2 separate regions of the Mus musculus genome follow, and region 1 is linked to region 2. A link is a loop called in an ENCODE intact Hi-C map of the cell type or tissue named here. Cell type or tissue: left cerebral cortex. All regions are shown on one strand. Links, peaks and the distances in the headings refer to the core of each region. The heading gives the core; the rest is flanking DNA.

The links. A loop is a pair of places that touch in the nucleus more often than their neighbours do. Peaks named below come from ENCODE experiments on the same cell type or tissue, not always from the same donor. Only the 100,000 strongest peaks of a DNase experiment are listed, where the experiment ranks them.
Region 1: a loop joins it to region 2, with 2.8 times the contacts of the local background. A loop is called at or near these places in 2 of 42 quality-filtered maps.

What each region holds. Positions count from the first base shown.
Region 1 is chrX:99,327,998-99,343,351 of GRCm38, forward strand. Gm30704 (a long non-coding RNA gene) reads right to left here and starts at 6,713. Exons shown (of 3, transcript XR_386999.2): 1 at 6,671-6,713; 2 at 5,937-6,072; 3 at 2,149-2,286. In left cerebral cortex, for the core only: no CTCF peak of the experiment used is centred there; no DNase peak of the experiment used is centred there.
Region 2 is chrX:99,266,292-99,281,645 of GRCm38, forward strand. No RefSeq gene overlaps it. Among named protein-coding and RNA genes, the nearest start is that of Gm39528, 14 kb to the right of the region's middle. In left cerebral cortex, for the core only: no CTCF peak of the experiment used is centred there; no DNase peak of the experiment used is centred there.

The DNA.
Region 1 (15,354 bases), core at 2,680-10,679, 60 kb after region 2:
GACCAGCAAAGACGCAAGACCTATAAGCATTGCACAGCTAGCTCTATTAAGCAAGCCCAGCTCAGCCTCCATCACTGTCTGTCCAGTCCTAGTCATACTCCCTGCAAACATCACCTGTCCTCTGTGGGTCTTGCCTCAGCACACATGTCTGTCTCAGCTGACATCACTCAGCGAATCAGCCTAAGTCTGTGGAAGTGGCAGAAAACTGCAGCACACCACCAGAAGTTTTGTGTGTGTGTGTGTGTGTGTGTGTGTGTGTGTGTGTGTGTGTGTGTGCCTTTCTCTCTATAGAGTCCTGACAAATGGAGCTCAACCACACAATGTAAGGCAGACCAATCCTTGTGTGTCATTCGTGAAGAGTCCTTGTTCACGTGTCCTTTCCCGTGCTTGCTTTAGCACAACATCCTTTCTCCTGTGTCAGTCAGCTTCAGTGAAACGTTCCTTCACATGTCTGCCTCAGCAAAACACCATCCACCACTTTCCAAAGAACCCTTACGCTTCCACTTCACATAACATCCCACTCAGTTCTTGGCTTTATTTCTTGTGGAACAGGAGTGGCATATAAGGGGCAGGAGGTATTAGGGATGGCTGAGAAGGGTACTCTTTCAGAAAAGGAGGCCAACTGTGTCTGAGAGGGAGAAAGGAGTAAAGGACACCGGGCTTGCCCTTGTCCCTGTACTACTCACCAGCAGCACTGTGACCCTTGCACACATTCAAGATCGTATAAGGTGTGACTCTGTGGCATGTAAACAGCCTCTCAAGAGGATATGAGCTCCTGTGAGTGGCTGATGAAGTTAGCTGATCACTTAACAGAGTATGCTTCTTTATGCGCATGCCCAGACCTGCTTATCTACCCTGGCTCCAAAGAGGGCTTGGAGCTGAATGTGATCAAGCAGCAGACGTAGAGGATGCTGGAGTGAAGTGGGAGAGAAATGCTGTATCCTCACCCTTTGGAATTTCCCCCAGACCTCTGGAAACCCCCAGCAGAAGAGGCTTGGCAAGGGCTCCAGAGGAGCTGTGTGAGGGGGCCCGGGGAACAGCCTGTCTCTAAGAGGGGCTTTTCTTGGAGCAGAGGTCACTGCCCTCTTCTGCCTCCCTGACTTGTTTGGAAGTGTGGAGGAGTTCCTGCTGAACCTCACTCTGTGAAAGGAAGAGGCATGAACATCGCTAAGGAGCTGTGAGGAAGCACCTGGTAGGCACCTGGTCCAGCCTGACCTTGGCTGTCCCTGTTGTTGTTGTTGGCTTTACAAGCAATCCTGGCATCTCAGCCTCCTCACACATGCTGTGGTGTAGAGGAAGGAACAAGGCCTTCTCACAGAGTCCTGAGAGCATCATTGCAGTCCCTGCTCCATGGAGGACCAGCTCTGGGACCCTGGGCTAGCTCCTTTGGAGTCACACGTGTGGTGGTTTGAATATGCTTGGCTCAGGGAGTGACTCTATTAGGAGGTGTGGCCTTGTTGGAGTAGGTGTGACACTGTGGGAGTGGGCTTTGAGAGATCTTCCTCCTAGCTGCCTGGAAGCCAATCTTCTCCTGTTTGCCTTCAGATGAAGATGTAGAACTCTCAGCTCTGCCTGCACCATGCCTGTCTAGAAGCTGCCATGCTCCTGCTTTGATGCTAATGGACTGACCCTCTGAACCTGTAAGCCAGCCCCAATTAAATGTTGTCCTTTATAAGACTTGCCTTGGTCATGCTATCTCTTCACAACAATGGAAACACTAAGACGACGAGCTTCAGTGCCCTCATCTGTAGAACAGGAATGAACTCTATCCTTGCCCTTTGAGTGGATGCAAGGAATAAATTAGATCACCTATGGAAATGCCTCGGCATGGTCCTTGGCATCCTTCTTCCTCCATTACTGCTTCTCTCTTGCGACACAGTGAAAACAGTTTCATGTAGACCAAGAAGAGGGAATTCAGCAGGAATTCCTTTCCCAAGGCCAAGAGGATGGAGAAGTACCCCCATTCTACCACATGGACCCTCCATCTATTTTCCCAGATCAACAGATGACTGGGAACCCTAAGCCCAGTATTTGAACAACAACAGCCTTCTTCAAATGCACAGGCTCATGATAACTCTACATCTCTATGGATGCAGGCAACTCCTCTTTTGACACTTTGACCATCCAAGGACTTACAGGAATGTAGCCAGATATGTGGTGCAACCTTTCATCCCATGTGTCCAGAAGGTGTAGTCATTGAAGAAGGACAGAGGAAGGCTTTGTTTGAGGGCACTGGTTCCTGCTCCAAGCATCAGATACTGCAACTCGTGTGGGATTAGATGAGTTCTAAAAAACAAAACAAACAAACAAAGAACACAAAAAACAAAGCTAGGCATGGGTCAGAAGAAATAGAGAATGGCTGGGCAGAAGTACCAGGAATACCTTGGCATGGCTATGGCTGTATCTAAAGAGAAAATGATGGGACTGTGCGGGGAGGTGGGGGGTGGAGTGGGTGGGTATTAGAGGACCTAGGTAGAAGGAGGCCCCATGAGCTCTGAGCCCTGGAGCCTGATTGCCACTGCCACTCCCCCATCTGCCTCACTGTGGGGGAGGGGAGGCATTTAAGGGATCCGGGCCTCCATTTCCCCATCTGCAGTATGCAGAGTCTAGACTAGTATGTCACATTTCCCGTGCTGGTGTGAGCGTGGCGTGACATGATGCGTGAAGAGTGATCCACAGACTGTGAACATTGCATACGTGTAGGGCAAAGCTAGGAGCCACATACAGCTGAGACCTTGCTCAGGGTCCTGGCTTGTACACGGTATGTAGTAGTAGTTCTTTCTCTACAGGAACAGGTCTACATGGATCAGTGAACCAGAAACCCCTTGAGGCCAGGGTTTAGGTCTTCTGTTCATCTATTTCCCCAGGTGTTTAGCACCAGGCTTCGCCTCATTATTGGCCAAATAAGTTACCCAATATATCAAGTAGAATTCTAGTCTTCCATTGTATAGCCATAAAGCAAGGTTCAGAAGGTAACTATAGCTACCCAGCATCACAAAAGCGCTAGTAGCATAGTGGGATGTTGTGATGTGGGATGTGACACAAGTCCATTTTTCTTTCTGCCAAACCCTGCACTCCAGCCTAACGATTTATTTATTTATTTATTTATTTATTTATTTATTTATTATTTTGTGATGCTGCTCTAATCCACTCTGGCCCAGTGAGGAAGGCCATCATGTACAGTGGTTAGCCCATCAGGCAGAACTGGAGAAAGATGTAGAAGACAAGCATTCCTGTTCTTCCCGGCTTCACCTAGATCCCAATTATTCTGGGTAACCTAGAACTTCAGAGCCTTCTGCTGCTGGGCAGCCCTGCCTCTGGCGAGCAAGCACAGAAAGACTTTGGGAGTGACAGGATATGGAGACAGGAAGGGGACTGGATAGAACAACTACTCAGAATATCAAGGAAAGGCATAGTGTTCTTCCTTGGCTGCTCATCAAAGTTACTCAAAGTGGAGAGGTCTCCCCTAAGTTCTCTTGTTGCTATCTAAACTAATGGTGGCCGTTTTCTTGTCTCTGGATTTTCTTATAGACAATTGCTCACTATCCTTTAGGTTATGTCCTTTTAGGGGCCTCAAGCCAAGAAAGTCCCCATACTCCAATGAAGGGAACTTGCCACCAAGGGGGATGTATGAGAGGGACCCAAATACAGGAGCTCTGGAGTCAGCTTCTAGCAACAGTTACTAGGTACCACTGAGCACACCATTTACCTAACCTGTGCTCCAGTTTTCCCATAAAACGAGAGCTATCCATGTCCATCTTGCAGCCTAATAAACACTTTGTACTCAGTAACGGAACTGTGCAACGCCATTAATCTGCATGTGAGGGCATCATGCCCATTCTCCCTCATTCACAAGCCTCCCAGGCTAGCTTCTTAGCCTTTGAGTTTCCATACGGAGAATTTACACCCCAAAGTGGAGCCCTCATCCCCTCGCCTCTCCCCTCACCCCAGTCCCTGGAGATCTTCATGTGGTTCCTGCCCTAGTGGGGAGCCATGATGCCCCGGAGCAGTGACTCCTTCCAATTCTCCCTTGCCACATTCTTTCCCAGTGGCCCTTCTGTGGCTTGGCTGGCCCAGCTGCTCTCCAGCAGTATGGATGCCACATCCTCTCTCTCTCTCTCTCTCTCTCTCTCTCTCTCTCTCTCTCTCTCTCTCTCTCTCTCTCTCTCTCTCTCTCCCTCTCTCTCTCTCTCTCTCTCTCCAAGCTCCTGGGATTCCTTTTCAGACAGGTTCCCCGGAGAGCCATCCACCCAGGCCTCCAGTGTTCAGAAGCCATGTCAATCCAGCCAGCCGGCAATTTACATTTGCATTTCCAAAGCCCGATTTACATCAGAATTATTCCTGTCTGGCCAGGCTGGGGGACTCCACACATATTTGGGGGAGGCTTTTTGGACAACTACAGGGATTGGCAATCACATTCCCCTGGGCCCCATTCCCGTAGCCAGGGCTTTTTTTTTTTTTTTTTTTTTTTTTTTTGTCTCTGTTTCTTACAGCGGCCACATGACCTCATCGTTGCCCTTTGTTCTTGTTCCTTTAGCAGGTAGGTTTAGCTGCTAAACCTAAAGCTGTCTACCCTTTAACCTGGCAGACTCAACTCACTCAGCCACAGCTTACAGGCTAGTATTCCAAAGTCCCACTCCTAGTTACAGCCAAGTGGAATATAACGAATGTAAATTTATGTGTCAATTTAGGAAACATTAAAAATAACAGCCTAGGTTGCAAGGCCATAAGCAACCTCACATGCTGCTGGCGGAAGTATAACTTGGCAATCTGGAAATGCCAAAGCCTTTTAAAGCAGATACATACTTTGACCCATTAATTACCTTTACAGGACTCTACGCTAGAAAATTATGTGCAGCTAGGTCTGGGGTACATGCCTATAATCTCGGTTACTCAGAGACTGTGGCAGGAGGTTTGCAAGTTCAAGGCCTGCCTGCACTACTGAGTGAGTTCCAGGGTAACCTGGGCAACGTAGTGCGAGGCAGTCTTAAGATGAAAGAAGAGAGTGAAAAGACTGGGGACGTCCTTCAGTATGTAAAGGAAAGCACTTGACCCTTGGGTTAAATCTTCCCTTGTAGCAAAGGAGGCACAAGTTTGAATTAAAATATATATAAAGATATTCATTTAAAAGTCATAAGCTAAAATTTCAACATTAGTAAAGTGAGTAGCTAAAATCACCTCGCCATTTGTGGCAGTACAAAGCAGCAGAAGACTAAGGAGCTCAGGCAAGCTGGGAGTAGTGGGAGGCTGAGGCAGGAGGATCTTGAATTCAAGAGCAGCCTGGGACACCCTGCCTCACACAAAAACTGGAAATCACTCATGGTATAATGTTAAAATATGAAGATGGGATCATATATGTGGCATGAGCCTGATTACTTTCTTACAAACTATAAGTATTCAACTAGAAAAACTAGAAGGAAAGAAAGTAGTTATTAAAGCTTCCAATTCTCCGTTGGATGATAATGAATTATAATAGTAAAAACTAATGCTTGCGTAGCACTTAGGGTGGGATACTTATTTTCCTCATCATTTTGTGTGTCCATATGCTCATGCATATGTGTGTGTGTGTGTGTGTGTTTAATCCTTAAAACTATGCTACAAGGTACCTTCCTCTTTGTACTGAGGCACAGCTCCATGACAGGACTTCTGCCTTTGTACTTACTATCTGCCAGTTTCTCCTTGACCCGTAACCTCTATAAACAGAACAAAAACTACACAGAGAAAACCCTTGGTCAAGAAAACCAAAGCCCGAAGTGGCTGGCAGCACATCCCTCTAACCCCCAAATCTGCAATCAGGAAGCTGAGGAAGGAGGATCTCACCCGGCCTAGCTATGGACCACCACTCAGGACCTGCTCTGGCCCTGCTACTGGCTTGCCATAGGTGTGCCACCCTTCATGCTCCCTTTTGGACATACCTCTCCACTGTCCATACTCACAGTCGCAAAGGGTGCTAGTGTGTTGGCTTTGTTCCTCACCCATCTCAGGGAGATGGCAGCAGGGATGGGATAGGAGAACACAGTCCCCACAAATCCATTCTAATGCCACCACAAAGATTCAGCTCCTTTTCTTGATCTACAAGTTCCATCCACAGAGAGGTTGAAAATATTCATAGGAAAAAAAAAAACTTGCATCTGTACTGAACATGTGCCAACACTGTTCCTGGCAATACAGTCTAAACAATAGTCTTGCGACTGCTTCCTAGGGTTCACTGTGATTATGAGTAACATCAGGATGTTTTTAAGTACTCGGGTCTTATATGTCGATACTACACCATTTTACAGGAGAGGATGGAATATGCCCAGGCTTTAGAAACCACAGGGGGCGGGGGTTCCTAAAGGATAACTGTGCCCCACTCTACCCCACAGGCAGCAACCTACTGCGGAGAGAGAGCTGAACTCCTGCCATTGGCCCAAGGCTGGAGGGGCTACTACTGGATCTTTTCTTGATCCAGCCTAGCTCAGCCTCCTGCTGCTTCACTGCATCCAGTGCTGATCACCTACAGGCCTGTGTGATCAGCCGCCAGTGTCCATGGGTCTCAGAGCTAAGGATCGGTGCAGCCTTTAAGTAGTCATGCACAGCTGCTGCCCCACCCCTTTTCTCCCACACCCTGTCCATGCCACACCCTCCCCATGTTGGGTCACTGTTTCCAAATCTTGTTCTAAAGACTGACCTGTGAGGAGAAGATGGTCAGATTAAACACAGAAGGGACAAGGTATCAACGATGTGATGCTAGGAGATGTCCCGGAGGCCAGAACATGAACATCATATGACACTTGAGGCAACTGTGCTTGCCAGCCCTTTAAGGAACAAGAGCAACCGGAAGAGTAAGGAAGCAAGGAAGAGGCCTGGGGTCTGGTCCTGATGATCTAGCTGGGTGTGTGACCTAGGTAGGTTCTTCCTTTCTCTGGGCACCAGAATCTTTCTCTGCAAACTGAGAAATATTGGGACCAATCTCCCGGCCATCCTAAAGCTGCTCCCCCAGTAGCTTTTTGTGTTGGAAGCTATTGAGCCAGTTAGGATGCTGGGACTCCATGTGTTCCAGGTCCTGTGCAAACTTAAGGCTTGCATTGCCCACCAACAACTCAGCCGAACCCCATGACAAGCCTACTTTCATCAAAGGGCCTGATGGACCAAGGGACCTGCCAGTTCAGAAAGATGATAACTTCGTAGATCCCTTTCTTGTTAGTTGCAGCCTGGGAGCCTCTATTGGATGAGGAAGGTCAAACCTCTCTCCCAAGCTTTCCTTCAGGGTGTGAGGCACCAATTACATACATATCTCCTCAGACGTGGAGCTGAGTCCCCTTCCAAGCAACCAGTTCTACTTCTACAGAGCCCTGCCTTTTCCCAGGCTCCACAGCATCCACACCCCCAAGTGCTTCCCTGAGGCTCCTTAGTCATGAACTTGAGAACATTCTGTGGCCAGAGGCGCTAAGGCTCTAGAATTCCTGGACAACAGTGATGGACTTGCCTCCCCTCAAGGCCACCTCAGCCACTTTTCTACTGCTGCTCCCAGGGCTGGTTGCTGGATTTTTCTGCCTCATAAAGTTGTCCTGCAAGCTATTCTGGAGCCAGTGTGTGGCCAGGCCCTGACCACCAGCTAGTCTGTTTGGTTTCCCTGTGGGTTGAGATCTCTGACCCTTCGAGTCACAGAGCAGATATCCTACATAACAGACATTATGATTCATAACAATAGCAAAATGACGGTTGTGAAGTGGTGATGGAGTCCTTTTATGGCTAGGGGTCACCACAACATGAGGAACTGTATCAAAGGATCGCAGCATTAGGAAGGTTGGGAACCTCTGCTCTAGATTGTCACATTTTTCAAAACATTCGCCCTCCCATCCTCCAGCCTTAACATCTGCCCAGCATGGAAGAACGTCTCAACATGAGCTCTGGAGTCAGAGGGAGAGCAAGTCTCAGTGGCGGTAATTGTGATGGGAACCACCTCATCAGGCACAAGATGATGTAAGGGAAAGTCGGTGCTGCTCTGCAGCAGCTCCCTTGTTCTTCCTCTGACTCTCTTCCTAGGGCTGTGGCACTCACTGCTGACTTACTAGGGAACATGCTCTGGGCGGGTTCAACTTCTTTTAGAAGACACTCCTCAATAGATTACATTTAAATGCCAAAGGTCACACTGGTGACAAACAGTGAATTTCACCCCAGGCCAGCTGCTTCCCAGGTGAAGGTTTCCGATGCATAATACTGCCTCTGGTCCTAGGAGGGAAGGTGCTACCTTGTCACACAGAAAGCAACTTGTCTTAAGGTTCCCTAAGTCCACTTAGGGAACCTTAAGTGTCATTGTTCTAAGAGACAAAAGGAGCAAAAAAAAAAAAAAATCAGACACTTACCGAGCCGTGTTGTGGGTAACCACCCCTTCCCTACCAACACCCAGCCTTCCTGTGCATTTGACACCCTGGCTGCAGAAAGCAGCTGGGCCTGCCTTCTGGGGCCTGCTGAGAAACAACTGGACATGCGAGTTTGGAATAAACAAGAGGGCTCCTCTGGCTCCTCTGAGTGGAGCAAATGGTTTGAGGATTCAAGGTAGGTACGGGAGACCCATGAAAGGAAAAAATTGTTCAGTTCCTATCAGGAGAAACAGATACTTCTTGGGTGGCCCAAGGAGGCATTTGATGGCCTGGGCTAAGGGTAGGAACAGGGTGGAATAGAAGAGAAAGAGAGCCACACCAAGCTGAAGCAGGGCTTGCCTGAGGTCTCTGGGTCATTGGGCTCTGTGGGATTTGGGCGTCAGTGCCTGTCTAGGCTGCCCTGGGAAGCAACCCCTAGCCAGCCTCAGCCTCCCTCAGAGCCTACTCAGAGCCAGGCCAGAGCCTAATACAGCTGTGGGGGAGGCATTCCCATGTCTTCTTATGTTGCCATGGTAGCTAGGGGCTGAGGAGAGGCGCCAGGGAGAAGTGGCCTGAAGATGTTCCTGAAGAAAGGCACTTCCAGGGTCCTTAGGTGAATAATCCAAATGGAAGATGCCCACAGCTGGCAACTAGTTCCTCAGCCCACCCAGGGCCAAGCTAAAGGGTGCATTTGTGTTGGAGGAAGGGCATATAAGTGTATCTGTTAGTCTGTGGGTACACAAAACCCTGGGGTCACCCATGTGTATAGAGTATAGAGAGAAGTGTCTATGTCTACATTCAAGGGTACACAGAGGCCCAGTAAGAAAGGAGGGGTGTGTGTGTGTGTATCCTTGTATATGTTTCTTAAACAGTAGGGAAAAATGAATAAAGACAAAAGCACCCCACGTCTCTGGCTTATGGAAGAGCTAGCCCAGTGTGGCGGGTGTAAGGGAGCTGGCCGACCAGGGGCCTGATTGGAACCAGACTCGGCAAGGAGGGGCTGTAAATGTTTTTTTGCTGCCTGTCCTGAGAAATTTATGTCACACCCACTCCATCATCCTGGCGGGGGCAGCCTCTCCCAGCTGCAGCCAGCAGCCTCTGTGGGGGTTCCTGGTCCTCTCTGGACCAGGCCTGCATAACTGCCATGCCATGAGACCCTGAAACCCTCGGAGATGATCCATGCATGGGTTTAAGAAAAGCAGGGAGAGATAACTGGGGCCCCAGATAACAGGCTTCCTTCCAGAAGAAGCTGGAAGTTCTATCACGATATGTTGGAGATGTATAAGAGACAGGGAAGACAGAATAAGGGCTGGGGTCGAGCTTCAGCCAACCAGAAAAGGCCACGATGACCCTAAATAAACTCCAAAGTGAAGCCCATAATGTGAAGTGACTTGTCCAATACAGCTGGCAGCAAGTCCAAGACCGAAACCTAGATGTTACCCACCCTCTCTGATGTGTCTGCCCCCCCCCCCCACTTCTGAGTCTAAGACCTAAGTTAGAGGTAGCCCTGATTTTTTTTTTAAATCAGGGTCTGTGTGCTTGCTAGGCAAATACTCTACTACTGAAGTATATACACCACCAGCCTTGCTTTTAATCCTCTTTTGAGATATGGTCTCAATTAGTTGCCCCTGCTGACCTTGAACTCAGCGTGTGACCAGGATGGTCTTGAATTTGTGACCCTCTTGCCTCAGCCTTCCACATAGGTGCGATTGTAGCCATGTGCCGCCAGGCTTCGTTCACAGCCTTTTTCTAGTCATACAACAGTGTCCTGAAAATTCTTCCTTTTCCTTTTTGTTCTTGGCTTGTGGTTGCTTCTTCCCTGCCCCCCCCCCCATATTTTGTGTGAAGTTCCCTGGTCCTTGTTACAGCTAGGCCTTTGCACACACTGTGCCCTAAGATGATATCTATCCGCCCCCCTTTCCTGACATTTGACTCCTTCCTGTGTCTTCTGGGTGAAGACCCGTTTCTCAGTGCTGAGTGTTCATGGCACTGTGAACCTCTCTCAGGGGCATGAAGCGCTCTCTCCTCATGGCTGCATTCCTTTGTGGCTAATGCTCTCCTCCCCTGGCTCCTCAAAGCTTTAACAGGAAAGACAGGCGCCATAGCTGCTTTTGCTCATTGGTTCTTAGTGCTCAGCGAGTAACCACAATAGGGAGAGGGGACAGCAGGAGCTAATATTTGAGACTTGCCATGTGCCAGGTGCCCTGCTAGCTGCTTTCCTTAGAATAGCTGACATAACCCTGCCAAACTGTACGAGATATTTACTATCAGAATCCCCGTTATATAGATGAGGAACCTAGGGCACAGCGGAAATAATGAACTGTGTCAAGGCCACACAGTCAGTGGTGATGGTCTGCTTTGAACCTAGGCAGTCTGGCCGCAGAACCTGTATTTGTAATCTCTATCACTGTAAGCTGGGTAACACATCTTAATTGACTACATGCACTTGTCTGAGCCAGGTGACATATTGAGAGCCGGCCAACAGTGTCTGCATCCTCAGGACCAGCCTCTTCCCACACCAACTTTTCTCTCAAAGCTTCAGTATCCTCTTCTGTAAAAGAATTCATCTCAGCACCCACGGTAGGGTGCCGAGGGTGCAGTGGATTTGTGGGAGAGTGGAGGAGGTTTGGTCACTGCAAAGAGCAAGACAAATATTAGTTTTCGCTGTATCATCTATCAGCGACAATAAATTTACAGTGTGAACAGAACTTCTGCGTAGTTTTTGGCTCCAGAACCCAGTGGATAAAGAAAGGAACGCTGCCCATTAACACGCACTCCATAAGCCCCTCCCTAGGCCTGCTGCCTGCCTCTCACCCCAGCCACACCCAGGGCAGCCTTGGGCAGTTTAGGAATCTCAGGCCCAGTGTGTGTGTGTGTGTGTGTGTGTGTGTGTGTGTGTGTGTGTGTGTGTGTGTGTTGAGGGGAGGGGCAGGGTAGAGGCCTGCCTCAGGCTTCCCACCCTCAGGACTCCACCAGCCTTAATGTATTTGTGCCAGGCCAAGGACAGGGAACACCCCCTAGCCCTCGCAGCCCCCCTCAGGCCTCAAGAGCCGTCCCCCCTCCCCTGCTATGGCATCTTGAACAGAGCAGAGTCTATGGCTCTTAGTGGGGGGTGGCTGGGGGTTGGGGGGGCACAGAGAGAGAGGAGGGTTACAAAAGCTGTGCCTTGCTTTCCCAGTGGCCTCCAGGGGGCCAATGAATGCGCAGAGCCGCAGCGGGGGTTGAGGGGGGACACAGCCAGCGTGTTTTCATTTTGCTCTGTTTGTTTTCTGTTTAGATCGACTGCTCAGTTCTGGTTTGGGCCTCTGAGGGCTGATGGGGTTTGGCAGGTAAGGATTTCTGAGGCCACCCATCTCTGCCTTCCACAGGGCTGTGGGCTTGGCTCCTGCAAGCCCTACAGGAGCAGGGGGCCAGCCCCTACTATTTGCTTGCTGTCTCTTTCTTCCCCTTTTTTCTCTCCCTTTGTTTTTCTTTCCTTCTCTGTCTCTCCCCACCCCCAGTCCTGCTTGCTGTCTCTCCCTGTCTTTTTGCCTCTCTTTCCCTGTCTGGATCTCTTTTTTCCAGATTTGTCTGTGTTTCGGGATGCCTCCACACCCTCTTCCATGTAGTAATGCCTCAAATCTCTCTTGCCATCAACCTTCAAGGTCTCTCCATGACTCTCCTTTTTTTTTTTTTTCTTACTCAAAAGCAGCAAAGGGAATCAAGGCATGGGCATCAGGAGCTCCGAGTTCTTGCCCAGCCTTTGCTGGCTTCTGCTATAAATTCTTTTCATCTGAAGGCCCCAGTTTCCCAGTCTCCACGTGGAAGGTTCTACTCCTCTGTTGAAATGTATGCTAGGAAATCTCACTTTCAGTCCTTGCAGGGAGTAAGAGGGGAGATGGATCTCATTCTTTGAAGAAGTAAGGTCCCCACTGTGCAGTGTAGACAGGGAAGGAGGGTGAGGGTGCCATTAGGCAGTGGTAACTTCGGGGGGGGGGCGGCGTGGAGGAAGGTCAGAGATGGAGGACTGCCCAGTCTTGTGCTAGGTGTGGTAGCACATGCCTGTAATTCCAGCACTTAGAAGGCTTCAAGGCAGGAGGAGTACTATGAGTTTCGAAACAGCCTGCGCTCCATGAGACCTTGTGTCAAGAACAAACAAAACCAACCAACCAAAAATGTCTAGAGATGCCAGAACTGAGGCTGTGGGTCAGAAGGCAGAGGTAGACTCCAGGATTACAGATTCGAGAACCCAGCCTTGACCTTGGTGGCTCCTGAGCTCCAATACCTCACCAGTATCCCCCTGCCTTCCTGGGTGCTTCTCTGCTCACCATGGCAGTTGCCCATTAACACCTCTCCATGCAGTGACTGTAAGGTAAATGGGTCAGGGTAGAAAATAGGAGCGACATCTTCTTGGCCTGGTCCCACCACACCTCTTACTGCAGAGCTAAATAGACTCTTTCCCACCCACCCCACCCTCACCCCCCTACCCCCACCTCCATCTCTAGTTCCTGAAAGAGTAGTCTTCTCGTGAGCTCTGGCTTAGGATCTGGCTTCCCTGTCACCTCCCAAATGCAATGCAGCTCAGAGTCATGTGAGCTCTGCCTCCTCCTCCTCCTCCTCCCCCTCCTCCTCCTTGTCCCTTCCTCAGTTGGCCTCCACCGTGCTCTTGCTGCCCTTAGTCCTGCCACCATCCGTTTCCCCGAGTGCTTGCTCTCCCGTTTCACCATCTCCAGTTCTACATCCACACAGTTGACCAGGCAACCACCATTTGGGGACTTCAGGGTTTGGGCTATTACATATAAGACCACTAGACGGAACTGAATTGCTGGGCCATGGATAAGCATATATAGTTGTTTCTCAGTATCCTTGAGGGACTGGTTCCAGGACCCCACCGATGCCAAAATGTTCTGGTGATGAAGTCTCTCGTGGTAAAGTGGCCTAGTATTTGTTTGCATAGTACCTTTTTCACACATCCTTCCTTTTACACACATATCAATACAATACCTGCTGCAATGTGAATGCTGTATGATAGTTATACTGGATGATTTAGGGGATAACAAGTAAAAAAAAAAACTAAAAAACAAAAAACTCTGTTCAGAACAGCTGCAACACACCACCACCACTACCACCACCACCACCACCAAATACTTTCCATCCCCAGTTGGTTGAATGAAGAATTGTGGAGACAGATATTGTAGCAAGGTTTTTCCCAACGAGCTGGCTCAGGGTATTGTCCAGTGACCGGCAATGTTTGAGCGCTGCCGGCTGCTCTCCTCCACCACGCACACATGCTCGTTCCATTCTTTAATTGTACACATTGTAGTTAGCATCTCACTATGGTTTTGACTTGTGTTTTCCTATTTGTTGTTATTTGTTTGGGATAAGGAAGGTCTAACATTATGGATCCCCATCTGGCCTGGACTTTACTGTTTAGACCGGGCTGGATTCAAAGATCGGCCTGTCTCTGCCTCCTGGGTGTTGGGATTATTATACGGTAAGTGCCACCATGACAGGCCCTGCCTTTTTCTTTTGATTACTTTGGTGGAGCAGTATTTTCATCTGTTTATTGGTCATGTCAATATTCACTTTTTTGTGAAGTGTCAAAATCCTTTGGGCATTTTCCTGTTGGATCCCTGAGAATATTCTGAATTACATTTTGTCAGCTGTATCGACTACAAATATTTGCCTCTCCTCTCCTCTCCTCTCCTCTCCTCTCCTCTCCTCTCCTCTCCTCTCCTCTCCTCTCCTCTCCTCTCCTCTCCCCTCCCCTCCCCTCCCCTCCCCTCCCCTCCCCTCCCCTCCCCTCCCCTCCCCTCCCCTCCTCTTTTGTGACACAGGATCTCACTGTGTACATCAGGCTGGTTTTGAACTCATGATCTTTCTGCCTCTGCCAACCGAGTGCTCCATTGATAAGCATCTGTCACCATGCCCAGCTCAAAAACAAACATCAAAACCCCTCTTTGAACACAGCCTTTTGAGGAACAGAAGTTCTTGTTTTTTCTTTCTTTTTTTTTTAATATTTTACTAATTCTCTGAGAATGCCATGCAATGTATTTGATCATATTTAACCCAAGTCCTCTCAAATTCACCACTACCTGCTTACTCCCCCAAACGTCATGTCCTCATTTTTAAAGAAGCCATACACTGCAGTTGTACTGCCCACTTACTCCTGAGTATAGGGCCACACACTACCAGCAGCAGGACCCTTAAGGAAAACGGATGCTCCCTCCCCTAGAAGTCACACATTGTGTATACTTACCAGCTAAGGACAGAGGTTCATGAGCCCCTTTCAGTCATCCAAGTTTTCGTTTTTTGAATGGATCACTTTTTCCTACTTTGTTTATGAAGTCTGCGTTTCCTCCGAAGGTACTAATTCCACATTTCCCTCTTTCTATTACTCTTAACTTTATTTGTAATTAACATATAATTATCATACAAATGTGTGTGATATAATGCCCAGTGTCCATATGTACAATACTCAAATTAGGGTAGTTAGTGTATCCACTAGCTCAAACATTTATCTTCACTTGGTGGGGAAGCAAAACAAATACTCTTGTTTAGCTAGATCAATGTACAGGATGCTTTCTTATTGGCTATAGTCATCCCACTGTACCAAACCATTCTAGAACTTTCTCCCATCAAACTGTAACTTTCTCCTGAAAGCTTTTGCTATTGCCTTTTACGTTTATCTCTGTACTTTATTAGTAAATTAGTATGATCTAAGATAAGGGTCAACATGAAGACTTTCCCTTCACATGGCTGTCTAATTAATCCAGCAACATTATTATTTAAAAGTCCCCAACACAATATCATTTTTGCCAGAAATCAAGAGCCATTAGACTTTCTATGTACATAGTCATCAAATTCCAATAAAAAGCAATTTTATTTATTCTTTTTTCAACCCTTTATTTCTTTGGATTACAAGGAAATAAAATTGTGAAATAAAAAGTCTCATCATATAGAGGCTTTCAAATTTTCCTCATTAGCTATGTTGTTTGTTGGGAGTTTTAAAAATCATGAGTGACTTGAA
Region 2 (15,354 bases), core at 4,885-12,884:
TAGATGGAGAGAAATTATTTGAAAAAAATCCAACATCTTGTCTTCATAAAACTCTCAACAACTCAGGTATAGACAGAATGTAGCACAAACTATTAAAGGGCATCTTTGAAAGTCCATGACAAACATCAAAGTCAATGGTAAAAATCTGAAAGGTTTTCATCTAATATAAGAGTAAGATAACAGATGCCCACTCTTGTCAGTTCTATTCAATATAGTACTGGAAGTTCTGTCCAGAGGAAATAGGCGAAAACCAGGAAGTAAATGGCGTCCAAACTGGGAAGGAAGAGGTTAACTTGACTCTGTTTTCAGGTAATATGGCTTTATAAAGAGAAAACCATAGAAGTCTCTACAAAATCAATTAAGTTTTTACACACTAACAACACCAAAATGATCCAAAACCCGAAGGCAATCTCACAGTAGCATCAAGAAGAATAGAGACTTAGAAATAAATGTAACCAAGGAAGTGAAAGAGCTATACAAGAAAAGTGTTAAACATCTCTTAACATTACTGCATGGAGAGATTAGATGCAAACATATACATTTGGAAGATTGGGATGGGGGCAAATATGCATGCTACAACAACGGGCCAAAGACCTACACGGACATTTTTTCTCTGGCAGAAAGGTATATGGGAATGTTCTCATTCAGTAGCATTGATTATGAGGAAACTACAAATTTAAAGCCACACTAATATCTTGCCTCTCACTTGCTAGGATAACTGCTATCAAAGCTTATTTTCTTTTCCTTTTGTTTTTTCTTTTATTGGATATTTTCTTTATTTCAAATGTTATCTCCTTTCCAGGTCTTTCCTCTGGAACCCCCTATCCCATTCCCCCTCCCCCTGCCTCTATGAGGGTGCTCTCCACTCCCACCTTCCTATCCTGGCATTCCCCCCTAGGGCATTGAACCCCCTCAGGCCAAAAGGGCCACTCCTCCCACTAATGTTTAACAAAGCCACCCTCTGCCACTTAAGCACCAGAGCCATGGATCCCTTCATGTGTACTCTTTGGTTGGTGGTCCAGTCCCTAGGGGCTCCAGAGGATCTGGCTGGTTGAAACTGTTGCTCCCCACATGGGGCTGCAAACCCCCTCAGCTCCTTCTAGACCCTTCTCCAACTCCTCCATTGGGAACCCAGAGCTCAGTCCAATGGTAGGCTGTGAGCATCTGCTTCTTTATTTGTCAGGCACTGGCAGAGCCTCTCAGGAGACAGCTATAACAGGCTCCTGTCAGCAAGCACTTCCCAGCATCCACAATAGTATCCAGGTTTGGTGGTTGTTTATGGGATAGATCCCCAGGTGGGGCAGTCTCTGGATGGCCTTTCCTTCAGTCTCTGTTCCACACTTTGTCTCCATATTTCCTCCTGTGAGTATTTTGTTCCCCCTTCTAAGAAGGATTGAAGCACCCACACTTTGGTCTTCCTTCTTCTTGAGCTTCATGTGGTCTGTAAATTGTATCTTGGTTATTCTGAGGTTTGGGGCTAATATCCACTTATCAGTGAGTGCATACCATATGTGTTCTTTTGTGATTGGGTTATCACATTCAGGACAATATTTTCTAGTTCCATCCATTTGCCTAAGAATTTCATGAGGTCACTGTTCTTCTTCTTCTTCTTCTTCTTCTTCTTCTTCTTCTTCTTCTTCTTCTTCTTCTTCTTCTTCTTCTTCTTCTTCTTCTTCTTCTTCTTCCTTCTCCTCCTTCTCCTTCTCCTTCTCCTTCTCCTTCTCCTTCTCCTTCTCCTTCTCCTTCTCCTTCTCCTTCTCCTTCTCCTTCTCCTTCTCCTTCTCCTTCTCCTTCTCCTTCTCCTTCTCCTTCTTCTTCTTCTTCTTCTTCTTCTTCTTCTTCTTCTTCTTCTTCTTCTTCTTCTTCTTCTTCTATGTTTTCTTTATTTACATTTCAAATGCTATCCCCTTTCCTAGCTTCCTCTCTGAAAATCCCCTTTACCGTCCCCCCTCTCCCTGCTCACCAACCCACCCACTCCTGCTTCCTGGCCCTGGCATTCCCCTACACTGGGGCATAGAGCCTGCACAGGACCAAGGGCCTCTCCTCCTATTGATGGCCAACTAGGCCATCCTCTGCTACATATGTAGCTAGAGACAGGAGCTCTGGGGATACTGGTTAGTTTATATTGTTGTTCCTCTTATAGGGCTGCAGCTGAGTAGTACTCCATTGTGTAAATGTACCACATTTTCTGTATCCATTCCTCTGTTGAGGGACATCTGGGTTCTTTCCAGCTTCTGGCTATTATAAATATGGCTGCTATGAACATAGTGGAGCAAGTTAGTAAGAAAACAGGAACCCTTGTGTACTGATCAATATGTGAATTGGAGTAGCTGTTACTGTGGAAAATCTTAGGAAGTTCTTCAGAAAATGAAAAATAGATCTGGTAGTTTCACTTCCAGCTTTCCATCATATATTACCTTGTATGGTGTCTACAGTCTTGGTTTATCACAGCACTGTTTATAATAGGCACAACATGGAAATCACCTAAGTGTCCCTGATGGATGAGTGAATATAAAAGGTGGTATGTATATGGTTATACAATGGACTACTATTTAGCCTTTAAAAAGAAGTTTTTCCATTGTAAATTCAATTAATCCAGAGGACATTATGCTAAGTGAAATGAGCCAAGCACAGAAAGAAAAAGAGCTGCATGATACTCCATAAACAGATGCCAAGCTGGTATAAACAAACAGTAGAATGGTGGTTACCAGGGGCTGGACGGTAGGGAAGTAGGGAGATGTTGATCATAAGTTATAAGAAAATGTAAGGACAGAGATTTATGGTGTTATACTTTGCAATGTATTCTTAGATATAACATCAAACCTACAGACAACAGAAAGCACTTAATCAAATTCTCATTTTTTGTGTTATTTTGGATGGTGGTTTGTAGTTTCCCTCTCTCTACTCCTCACAGTTCCTCCCAACTCCCCTCCCATCCAGATCCACTCTCATTCTGTCTCTCACTTGAAAATGACAGACCTCTGAGGGATAACAACCGAACGTGACAAAATAAACTATAATGCGATGCATTTTTCAACACTCTGTCAACTACAAGTCTGCATTCTCTACCTGAGTGTTGGTTCTCGTCATGTTTCTCCTTGTTCCTTTCTGCTCCAATAAAATGTGCTGCCTGTCTCTAATTTGGAACAGTAGCTTGTCCTGTGACATTCTCCTCCCCAGCCACTGCCAAGTATGGGATGGTGACTTATCTCCTTTTTTTCTGTTCACCTTTGAATTCATCTTGCTCTTTTTCTTCTAATGTATTACGATGTGGACTGTTTTGATATGCTTCCTCTTTTCTAATATAAGCATTCAGTGCTATAAATTTCCCTCTCAACACCGCTTTGACTGCACTACATGGATCGTTATTTGTTATATTTCATTCTCCTTCACTTCGTGTCCCTGTGTGCCAGAGTCAACATTTCCCCACTTCATGAGACACGTGAAAACCATATTTCTTTCAGGTCTCACTATACACCCCCTTTCTAAGACACATTCCCTCTACTTACATTGAGAGCTGTATTAGACGTTGTTATAATTTTGCATTGACTGTCGAATGTAATTCAAAATTTCAAGAAAAGGGAAGGAAAGTAGTTTTATCCAATTTTAAAACGTTTTTCCCAGCATACTTTCTTATTTCCTGATCTCTTGATATGCTTCCTCTTTTAATTTTATGACACTCCTGATCCTTTAGACACTCCTTTATCTGTAGGCCTATTGCTATCAAATACTCTTGGTATGTCTTCATCTGAAAATGCCATCGTTCCTGCATGACGTTTCCTCTCGACACAGTTCTTTCAGCCCTGAAAATATTATACCTGTTGCTTCTGGCATTCGTATTTCCAGATGAAACATATGCTGTAATTTGCATTGATTCCCCCATAAGTTTTATTTCTCTATTATTACTTTCATTAATTTTCTTTGGTTTAGATTGTAGAAATTTGACCAAATAGGTCTTGTTTTGTATTTGCTCAGCTTGTTGAGTCTGCAATGTTGTGTCTCTTGTTAAACTGCAGAATTTAGACGGACTTGTCTTCTAGTGTAGTTTATCTTTGAGGTTCACATTGGGTATCAATCCCGTGTCTTCAACTTCACTGACTCTTTCCGTGGTTTCCATCAATTTTTAAAAAAAATTTGTTTATCAGATTTTCATTTTATTCAGTGCATTTTCTCACTTTCCTTTTTAATTTTTGCTTTCTTTTATATATCTTCTATTTCTTTACCAACTTTCTGGGTCTCCGGTTTTTGTTTCATACATTTGTATTTCTGTTGTCATCTAATTTCCATATGTGTCAACTCAGTTTGGACATGCGTTGACTTGCTTTCTTTATTCAACTTAAAGTTGTCTTGGGGTTCTTGGTATGACATGTGATATTTTTAAACGTGAAATCTGGACATTTGGTATACTAACTTATGGGATTCTTGTTCTATATTAGAAGGATTCCCCTCTCACCGTGTTGGCATGGGAAGGAGGGTAACACTTCCTTACTGCCAGGTTGGGGTAAAAGTCCAGATTCCTGACTCTGCTTTTTATACATCATTGCTGTAGACATCATAGATAAATGTAGCATTTTAGACTTCCTACAGGACTTCTACAGACATAGGAATAGTGACTGCCTTGTTTCCACTAAGTGTGGAGGGTTCCTTGACCTTACGCCATTCAGTGGTGGGAATGTGACAAAATGAAATGGGCTGGGGAACCATATTGCAGTCTGATGAGGGTGAAAGGCCAAGTTCCCAACTCAGCGTGTATGCTCACGGGGTAGGTGGCCTTTTCTAAGTTCAACTGGAATGATGTGATAGTGTTTAATAGCTTTCTGTCTAGTCCTTTGGAAACAGGGAGCAGACTCTTGTAGGGACTAGAGGTTTTGTTTGTTTGGTTGGTTGGTTGGTTTGGGTTTGCAGGGTGGTCAGTCTGTTCTATTGGTGTTTCTGTTTGTAATGTTCTCCAACCCCAAGAAACTCACCACCATGTTGTTCCTTGAGTTCTGTGTTCCTTAGTTTTCGATCCACTTTTCAGTGACATGTACATATAGGTCAACATGTAGCTATATAGATGGATGTAGATGCAGATACAGATGGTGCAAAGTGTTTTGCAGTACTTAGCAGGATGAATTGAGAGAAGTACATTTTCTCCTTTCCATCTGGGACTATGAATTCTGTTATCCATTTTCCCATTAAAAAAAATCTCACTGAAAGAGGGAAAGACTGAAAATAATTCACAGTCCTCAAGTGTTTCCTTATAATTAGTGGGTGAAAAGTAGCTTGTAACACTCAACGTATCTGACTTGAAAAGGAGTCTTAAGAAAGGTTGGATGCTGGTACTCACCAAGGTGGAGGCTGTGGTAGATGAAGCAGAGATCAGTTCCTCTCTGCTTTCTAATGTTGATTCCAGCCTTTCCCACTGTGTTTCTGATTGATGAGTCTTAGAGCTCTATCTAAACCAGCTGCTACTTGTTTTTCTATGTCCCATTAATGGGACAGGCTATGAGATCTAGACCCAGTGGTTCCTTACCAGGCTTCTCTCCAGGGTTACTGCCAGAGGGCTTTTACCCTTATCAGGCTGAACCCTCGGAATCACAACCTTCTTCCCTCTACAACCTATCACTTTATGCTCAGCCCCTTCCCTGAGGATGCTCCTCAAACTCTAGGCCCTGTAATGGTTCAGAGAAACACATTCCCCACTTCTCCGGGCCGAGTCCAGTGTGGTGGCAGCTATTCAAGAATGCAGGTTGTGTTTGTGTGCATGTGGAGGGAGGATTGCCTGTTTGGTTGGCCTTGAGCCAGGGGTGGGGGTGATCCCCCAAAGGGCCACAGTCTTAAGGGCTGTCATGAGAGCTGGAAGCTGAGGCCAAAGACAGGGCAGCAGCATGCAAAGCCCTATCCCAAGAGGCATCAGTCTGGAGTGCGTACAATGAAGTCCTAGGATTGCTGAGACAACAGAGGTCCCCTTGGGAGAAGCTTACCAAATGCTTTGGAAGCCAATGCTGCCCTTGGTCTTTGGTTAACTAGGCATCTTGGGCTACCTGTTCACCTACACTGTGGCCTTGGTTTTCTATTTGAAATGGGACAACATTCTAGAAGCTTTCATGTCTTAGTTTTGGGACCATCTTTCAAGACTGTCTATTCTGTCCTGGCACATTCCCAAATCCAAAATTATCTAGTGACCTTTTCACTGGATAAATAACCATTATTGTGACTGCCGAAACACTGGCCATAGCTGAGTTTTTAAATTCACATTTGAATCTGCTGTGGGAATTAGAGTTCTAAAGACCCTAACACCCCACCACACATTCCTGTATGTCATAAATTTTGGACTTGCCCCCAAGTGACTGGAAGGCCCCAGAAGTCATTGCAATTCCTTGGACCACCCCTGGAGAGCCACTGTTCCAAATGGGCCAGTGAGACTAAGGTGGGACCTTAGTCTGAATGGGCCTTAGAGACTAAGGGGGGACCTCAGAGGTGGTTTTAGAGTCTTCCTGAGACAAGGAAGTTTTTCAGGATGGGATGAAACAGAATTCCAAAGGGGATGGGTAGACAAATGCTGTATAACTCTACTGGGAGACAAGGTGGCTAGTTCTGCACGGAGGCAGACCCTAGCTCAAAAAAGGCAGCAGTAGCAGGGCTAAGAATACTAGACTACCCTTTAAAGAAAGGATACTTGTAGAATTGGGCCTCATCCCACTGTCAGTCACTTGTCCAAATAGACACTCACCAGGTGGAGCTTCGAGAAGACCATAAAAAAAACCTGAGATGACTGTATCCTCTTACAGGGAAACTCACACCAGCTAGAGGGAACAGGTCATTCATTTACCAAAAGTTTCTCCATCACTGATCACATACTAGACAGTCCCATCTTTGGAGTATTCCCAATCTAACAGGGAAGACAAATCTGACCATGACAATCAATTTCATCAACATCTCAAATAGGCAGCCCAACCAAATGGCACATCAAGAAGACTTGCTGTAAGCATCAATGACTGAAGTAAAAACTGGAAGGTGAGAAGGTCTTATCTGGGGAAAGAGGTGCAGGAAGGAACAGGTGTCTGAGGAGGAACAAGCATGCACAAGGCCTTTAGCTTACAGCAAGCATGACCTACTCTGACATTACTGATGTGGTCCCTAGACTTAGGCCTGTCAAGCACTATAATAGCTTAGCCCCAGGCTTTGGGTCACCTTGTGCCAAGGATAGCATGGACCATACTCATCCATGACTGAAACCAACTCCTCAGAAGGGTGAAGCAGAGCCGGTCCCAGGAGCTTCTTGGAGGAAGCTTGGAAAGACAGTTTCAGAGAAATCAGGGCTAGATTATCTGAGAACTAGCCACAGTGCCTCTTGGCTGAGGAAGGTTGTGGCCAGAGCAATTGACAATCCCTGCCCTGACTCAGTACTGCCTGTGCCTGCTATGGTGTTTTACTCTGTCCAGGGGATGGACACATTGCCACTGTCTGTGAGCCTCACAGTGATCCAGTGGATATACCTAAAGCAAGACTTTCCACAACCAGACACAGAGAGCAGCATCCTCAATCGACAATGTCCAGATTACAGAGCCTCCAAGAGAAGGAGATGGCCAAGTCTTACCTACCCCAGCTTTCTCCAGCCTTTCACCGGACCATAGATTTGTGGAGTCAAGAAGTTTTTTTTTTTAAAGATTTATTTATTATTATATTTAAGTACACTGTAACTGTCTTCAGATGCACCAGAAGAGGGCGTCAGATCTCATTACAGATGGTTGTGAGCCACCATATGGTTGCTGGGATTTTGAACTCAGGACCTTCAGAAGAGCAGTCGGTGCTCTTACCCACTGAGCCATCTCTCCAGTCCAAGTCAAGAAATTTAAGGTAGCAGTTAGACATGGTGTGATCCCGAAGGAATGAGGAAAGACATTAGTTGCTTTCAGAAGTTGCAGAGAAGCATCTCTAAGCCTCACTTATGTGACAGTGGCCCAGTGGGCAGTAAGAGCTTAATCACAGATAACACCGAGGTAGTGACCAGTGCTCTCGAGCATCTTGGGTGAGAGGAGAACTGTGTGCTACAGAGGCAAGGTGGAGGTGGATACTGGGTAGGTTGAAGCAGAGTGCTTCCTTTCAGTTCTTGAGATGGTCTTCTCTTTGCTAGGTGACCTTGAGCCTCCATTTCCTATTTTGATGAATGGAGATAACAAATACAGCCCATATCCTATGGTAACGAAATCCAAGTCAATGGATGGGAACTAAGTAAGGAGTGAAAAAGGTGAGAGAAAGGTGGGAGGGCTAGCCTGGTGGGTATGAGAGCTACCACACTAGCTCCTCACTGGTCACCATCTCTACCTTTGGATCCCACCAAACAGGACACTTATAGAGTTTCAGTGGAGCAAAGATCATTCCTCTATCAAGCCTTTTTGGAGGAGCAATCATCAGGCTGAGCTCTGTAGCGTTGTGGCCATATTTGCACCTAGCACGATTACTAGGAAGAGATTCTAGAGAGGGACTCCGGGACACAGGATCATATCATCAGATTTCAGCCTCAGTTGCTTCCCAGCTACATGCCTTCTCAGCCTCAGCATCACTAAAACCTGAAATCAGGCTGGACTGACGTACGAGGGTGTGAATTGATGAGAAAGACAGAGCCCTGATGCATTACTAGGTGGCTTTTTCTTTATGTGAACATCACAGGGTATTCTTACACAAACTGAAATGATGTCGTATGAGACAATCACTTCAGTGCAGTCCAGAGATGAGCAAAAGTGCCGTGCATCTTTCCCAGTAGAGTGTAGCACACTGCCTCGTGGCCAACTTGTTTTATAAGTAGAATGATAGTCTAGAAACACAAAACAAATACACAGAATAGCAACATATAAACCAGCAGTACTGTTCCTTATGGGTATCAGGGATTGTGCATATCGTTGCATACATACACTGGCATGCAATTGGCATGTAACTGGCCAAGCAGTGGTTTGTTTACATCAGCATACCACAAACATGGGAGTGATGTGTTGTTCCATGCCTAACACCATGATGGCTCAAGGTATCAAGAGGTGATAGGAATTTTTCAACACTGGAATTTTTCAATCCTGGAGCACTTCCAATCTTTGGGGAGCGTCATTGTGTACGTGGGCTGCCATGGACCAGAACATTACACAGCACGTGACTGCAGTGATGGCCTCTGAGGATTACATAGAACTAGATCCTACAAACAGCTTGGTAAGTACTCTAGGTGGGGAAGCTCAGGGTGGAACTGGCTAGAACAGAATGGGAACTGGGTGTTGGTCCAGGGGATGCTGGGGCTCTGTACTCAAGTGCGGTGAGATTTGTGTTGTCTTATTCTCCTGCATGGACACACGTAGGAAGTCAGTTTCCTGGGCTATTGTTAGTGGTGCCACCCCTGAACGCTTCCTCTTGTCCTCTTCTCCCTCCACTCCATCACAGATTTATTTTCTCAGGAGCAGCCCTTGGGATGGGTGCCAGAGCTCTGACATGAAATATTACTTTGGCTTCAAAACCTCCACTCATCGTACTAGCCTCTGCCCACATTCCTCTCACTGCCTTGGACACTGGACTGTATTTTACACCTTAGCCTCCTCGGGAGGTGTCCTTTAGCCACCTGCTGTTTCAGTCATCTCTCTCTCCCACAGGCACAGTGTGCTTTGGGGCCAGGCCCACTAGAGAGGCATACTATCTAGTATAGTATAGAACATCTTCCTTCCATAGAACTAGTTCCCACCCTGTACTGATGGTTTCTTCCCATGGAGCCCAGAGCCCCTTAGCAGTGAAAGAATCTACGCTGATTTCAAAGGTAACCCCATTGTTTGGAAGAGACCTGGCTCCACAGTAAAACTACTACTATACTACTACTACTACTGCTGCTGCTGATAACCCCGCCAAGGACCTTATTGGCAACTGGCCCCCGTCACTGTTTCAAGGGTGGTTATTTTAGAATGTTAGTTCCCTGAAGACTGGGCATCAGCTGTCCCCACAAGACAACACTACCTTTGTAGCTGCAAACTGGCAGCCTGGTCCAAGTTGAAAAGAATGACTTGGCCTGATCTCTAGGACCTAATGTGACATAGGTAAGTGCCAGCTAGTTGGGCACATGTACTACTCAACACTTCAAAGCTGTCAGCTACAGTCAGCAGAACATGCATCATATAGAAAAAGCATCAATGTAGCAAATTCTAGTCATGCTCCACTCCCCAGCTTACTTGGCTGTACTAAATAGTACAGCCCCTAGAAGACTTGGCATGAGATCCTGTGTACAAAGTGCTTAGTGTTGACCCTGGTACATAATAGATGCCTCCATTTCCTCATATCCTCAGAGCAGAGGAACTGGAGGAAAGCTCTGCTCAGAGAGGAGATGCTCTAGGATTACAGGGGTCCATGACAGTTCCATGGTCCCCTGGTGGGTCAGGGGTCCAGTATATGGAAGTGCAGGCTGACTGGGCACTGGAATCAGGACATCAGCACAGGGAGTAGTGGATTATGGAAACAGAAAGGTCATAGCCAGGGGTAGAGAGGCCTGACTACCACCTTCAGGTTTCTGCGACTCCATCGATCCTTATCTAAAGTCCTTGGTTTGTTTCTGCTATGAAGATAGTACTAGAGTACCAACAGTCTCCAAGGTACCTCTCAGCCTGAACACTTAGCATGTATATGGAGTAGAAGCATTCAGCTTTGATGCTCTAGGAGGGGGCAATGCATGGGGCCTGGCCGTCTGAGGAACAGAGCAGTCACAGGGAACTTGCAGGTAAAAGGGTTATCAGAGCCGTATGGTGGTATCATGTCAACTTGACACAAGCTAGGCTTCATCTTGCAAGAGGGAACATCAATTGAGAGACTGTCTCATCTACATGAGAATCTGAATGACATTTCTTGACTAGTGATTGATGTGAGAGGGCCCAGCCCTATGGGAGGTACCACCCCAGACAGGTGGTCCTGGGTGATACAAGGAAGGAAGCTGAACAAGCCACGTGAAATAAGTCAGTAAGCAGTGTTCCTCCAGGGCCTCTGCTTCAGTTCCTGTCTCCAGATTTGTACTCTGAGCGCCCTGGCTTGTCTCTGCGAAAGACTATAAACTATAAGCTGAAATAAACCCTACCCTCAAGTTACTTGTGCTCTATCACATCAATAGAAAACAAACTAGGTAAGAAATGGGTTCATGGAGTATTGCTATGAGAGACCGCACCATGTTATTTACAGGAAGGATTGTGAAGCATTTGGAACTTTGGGCTGGAAAAGCTGTCCAGTGTTTAAAGAGTAATTGACTGTTCTGTAGGAGCTTTGAAGATAAGGACGCTGAAAGAAATGCAGGCAATGGTTTGTGAAGTTTCAGAGAGAAGCAAAGACTTTATTGAGACTATTCATATGATATCTTGTATTAAGAAATTGTGGTTTCTGGTCAACTAGGGCTGAAAATTAATGTGCAATTAACAAGAGGCCAGGATCGTTGAGTTGAAATTACCTGAGAAGTATTTCCTCCAGGTCAGCACACAGAGCTATCATCCAGAAGGTACAATACTGTTTCTCAAGCTGGGAGCTGAACTTGATGCAGGTGCTCCCCCATAGTTTACTTGTTTTGGGGCAGCATGAGAACCACAAGCTGAAGGGGTCACAGGGAGAAGCTGAGGTCTGGTATTGTAAGGGGCCAGAAGAAGCTACTGAAGAACGCATAGCCTCAGTTGCAATGGAAGTCCCAATATTGACAGGCTCATTCCGAGAAGCTTGGCACCATGAAACCGCGTCAGAGTTTCTCAAGAGCCTAGAAGAAGCTATTGAAGATGTTGCCTCAGTTGCAGGGGAGATCCCAGAGTATTGAAGATGCGAGGACTGTGGGATGGCCACGAAGAACTCCAGCATCTATGGAATGGAACTGATCTAGGGGACAAGCTGCAGGTGCTGCATATGGCTGAGATGAATAGGTGAAGCTGTCTGTCTAAGTTCCCTGAAGTCCAAAAGATCATGAAGGAGTCCCAGATATTGACATTGAGCTATTTATATTATTGAATTTTGGTTTTGCCTTGATCTAAACGTGACTGTGCTTTAGTTCTTCACCCTTGGAATAAGAAGTATGTAACTTTTTTTTTTAAACAGGGGCCCACAGTTAAGACTTTGGACTTTTACAGAGATGTTGAATATTTTAAAGAGACTGTAGTTTTAATGTGTTTAATTTTTAATAGACCGTGGGGCTTCTAAAGTTATATTACCTATGTTTAATAGTGTGATGTTGACATGAGGCCTAGGGAATAAACAGAAAAACAATGGTTATGATTTAGTAGTGATGTGTTTGTGTGTCAAGTTGACAACAGTGTAATTATTCTGGGTTTTTTGTTTGTTTGTTTGTTTTGCTTTGTTTTGTTTTTGTCAACTTGACACAAACTAGGGTCATCTGGGAAGAGGAAAATTCAACTGAAAGAGTATTTTACCAGAATGACCAATAGGCAAGTTTGTGTGGCATTATCTTGATTAATGATTGGTGCGAGAAGGTCCATGTCACTGTGGGTGGTGCCACCCCTGATAAGGTGACCTTGAGTTGTATAAAAATTCAAGGCAAACAGCTATGGAAAATAAGCCAATAAGCAGCATCTCTCCATGGCCTCTGCTTCAGTTCCTTTCTGCAGATTCCTGTGAGTTCCTGCCCCGACTTCCATCCTTGATGGATTGTATGCTTTAAGATGAAATAAAACCTTTCCTCTCCAAGTTGCTTTTCGTCATGGTGTTGATCACAGTGATAGAAAGCAAAATAGGACAAGCAAAAAAAAAAATCCCGTTGCCTGGAATATTGGAATGGTGGCCAAATGTGACCAATGTCAAATCCCTCTCTTACGTCTCCAACACCAAGAATTTTCCCACCCCTGGAAGTGGGGCTTAGAAAACATAAGCCAGAGCAGGTCCAGCCTTGTCCAGGCTGTCAGGTCCAGGCAGCACTCACAGGGACCCTGGCTGAGTCTAAGTATTTTGGATGAAAATGGGACTCCTCATTTTTACCTGTCCCCTTCTCTCTTCTCAGAACTGGATTTCATGGTCATGGGAAGTTAGTGGAGTTCACCCCCGAGTCCCTGGCTATGCCTGGGAGTGAAGCTTATCTCTTCCTAGTAGATGGGTCCCAGTCCTTGCCTTCTCTCCTTTCCATGGCCCTTCTAGCCAGGAAGTACTTGAAGATGTTTTCATGACATTTCTGGGGCTGGCTGACACTAACTTCAGGTTAATGTACCATCCCCTTCCCTAGTAACACATTAGAACCCCTTGCCTTGTCTCAGCATGTTTGAATATTGAGACTCTTGGAGAATCCAAAGACTCAGTCAGTTGTGGAATTCTTTGGGATAGAGATCATATGTTACATCCTGGATTCCTTTCCCTGGATTCAGGGAAATTATCAGTCTCAGTTTGCAGACTGAATTCTGCAGCCACCTCAGCTCTATGCCAGCAGACCACTGGTCCCTTCCCAATCGGGGCTTGCCTTTGCCTGCCTCCACCTTGGAAGTGGTCAAGTGGATTCACATGCTCAAACTTCCACGCATTACATCTGTGCAGAAAGGTTAAGTGCTTAAGGGGAAAAAAGAAAAAGCTTTAAGACAGGACCTCTTCATATATCCCAGACTGCCCTAGACTTCAGTATTTAGCCCAAGTTGGCCTTGAGTTTGAAACAATTCTCCTAATTCAGCCTTCCAAGCACTGGGATGACAGACATATGTCACTATGTCCAGCAGTGCTAAGACTTCATGCCTTCTCACTGTCTGTGCCATTTCCTGAAATGGCTGGGAATACATGCCTGAGACCCAAATACACAGGCACTGGGCACATTCTATCTGGGACTAAGACTCCCCTGCCTCTCTATCTGTAATCTCCCTTATTTTACAGAGGTTTCTGAAACCTCCTCCATTCTCTAAGCAAATAGAAATGGGCCATTTACTGGGGCCATGTACCAGTGTAAGTCTAAACCGAATCATGGTAATACATGTAAAGTCATGAGTCCTATGCTGGACTTGTGGCAAGAGCTCAGGCAATAAGAACTTTGTCTCCTTCCTTCATATAGGAACAGCCATTTGACCACCTACTATTCACTTTGTACTCTTAGAAACATTGAATCCTTATATTCCTCACAACCCTTTGAAGTGGGTACTATGGTTAGCATCCTCATTTTACAGAGGTGAAAACTGAGACACCGAATGGTGACATAAATGATCCTAGGCCACACAGCTAGCAAATAACTGCCTGGCCAATAGTCAGTTCTTGTGACCTCTTCAGCATCCCATCTGTCTTAACTAGAACTCACAGTCTCACCGCTCCAAGATACACACACACATCACACAGGCATACCATGCTGGAAACACCATTGCTCTTATTTGGTGTGCTATGCACGGTGGCCTTATGCTGTCTCTGGAATTGTGAAATGGGGCACCATCCATATATTTCCAGTGCTTCAATCAAGCAGAGCCTAGCTGCCCAGCCCCTACTCTGCATGGGCCTGCCCCGTAGCTGCTGGGTGCACAGCAGGTGTGTGCACTCTTGCTCTTCCAGTCACATTCCTGCTTCAGCTCCCATGGCCGTCAGAATGCCTGAAAGGGAAGGAATGCTATCTGTAGTTGGAGGTTGTGCTGTATGGTGGGCAAGGTCAGCCGGGAGGGGTGAGGGAAGGGCTAGCTGTGGCCAGAGACAAAGGGCCAGGGGAGGGTGAGAAGAGAGGCTGCAGCCGCCAGAGGAGGAGGAGGAGGAGATCTTGATAAACCATGCAAGGTTGGAGAGGGGAATCTGGGGACTGGACTTGCAAGAACTTTCTCAAGCCATAAATTTTCACTAGCTGCCTAAAGCCTGGAGCTTAGAGGCCAGAGGCCGGAAATTTGATCAAGTCCTGAGACAGCCAGTCTCAGGAACAACAGAATCAGGACTCAAGCCCAGATGGAAGGAGTAGACACTGGGTTGCCCATCCTTCTGGGTTCAAGGACCCTGAGCCATGCACCAGAGGTTACCGTGGAATATTAACTCCCTGGGCTGCTCTATACCTGTCTGGTGATGTGCTCATTTACGTGGTGCTGTGCCGGAGTATGCACAAGGTTTAAAAACAAGTGTCCACGACTGACCCCACAGATTATCAGCTGTGTGACCTTGGGGTTGTTATTTGCCCTTTGTCTCTTAGACTGCTAATGGAGATCATTGCCACCTCATCGGATTCTAGGCATGGGCTGATAGAATGTATGCGGCAGACTGAACACAGCACCTGACACAATAACTCAGCAGCTGGAACTGTTATTACACTGATGAACCCATGAGCCCAAATGCACCCCAAATTCAGGTGCAGGGAGCATGCTGAGTTGGTTGCCATTGCCTGTGCCTCCTCTGTGCTCCTGTCTTCATCTGTGAGCTCAGATGGAATTTCACTCT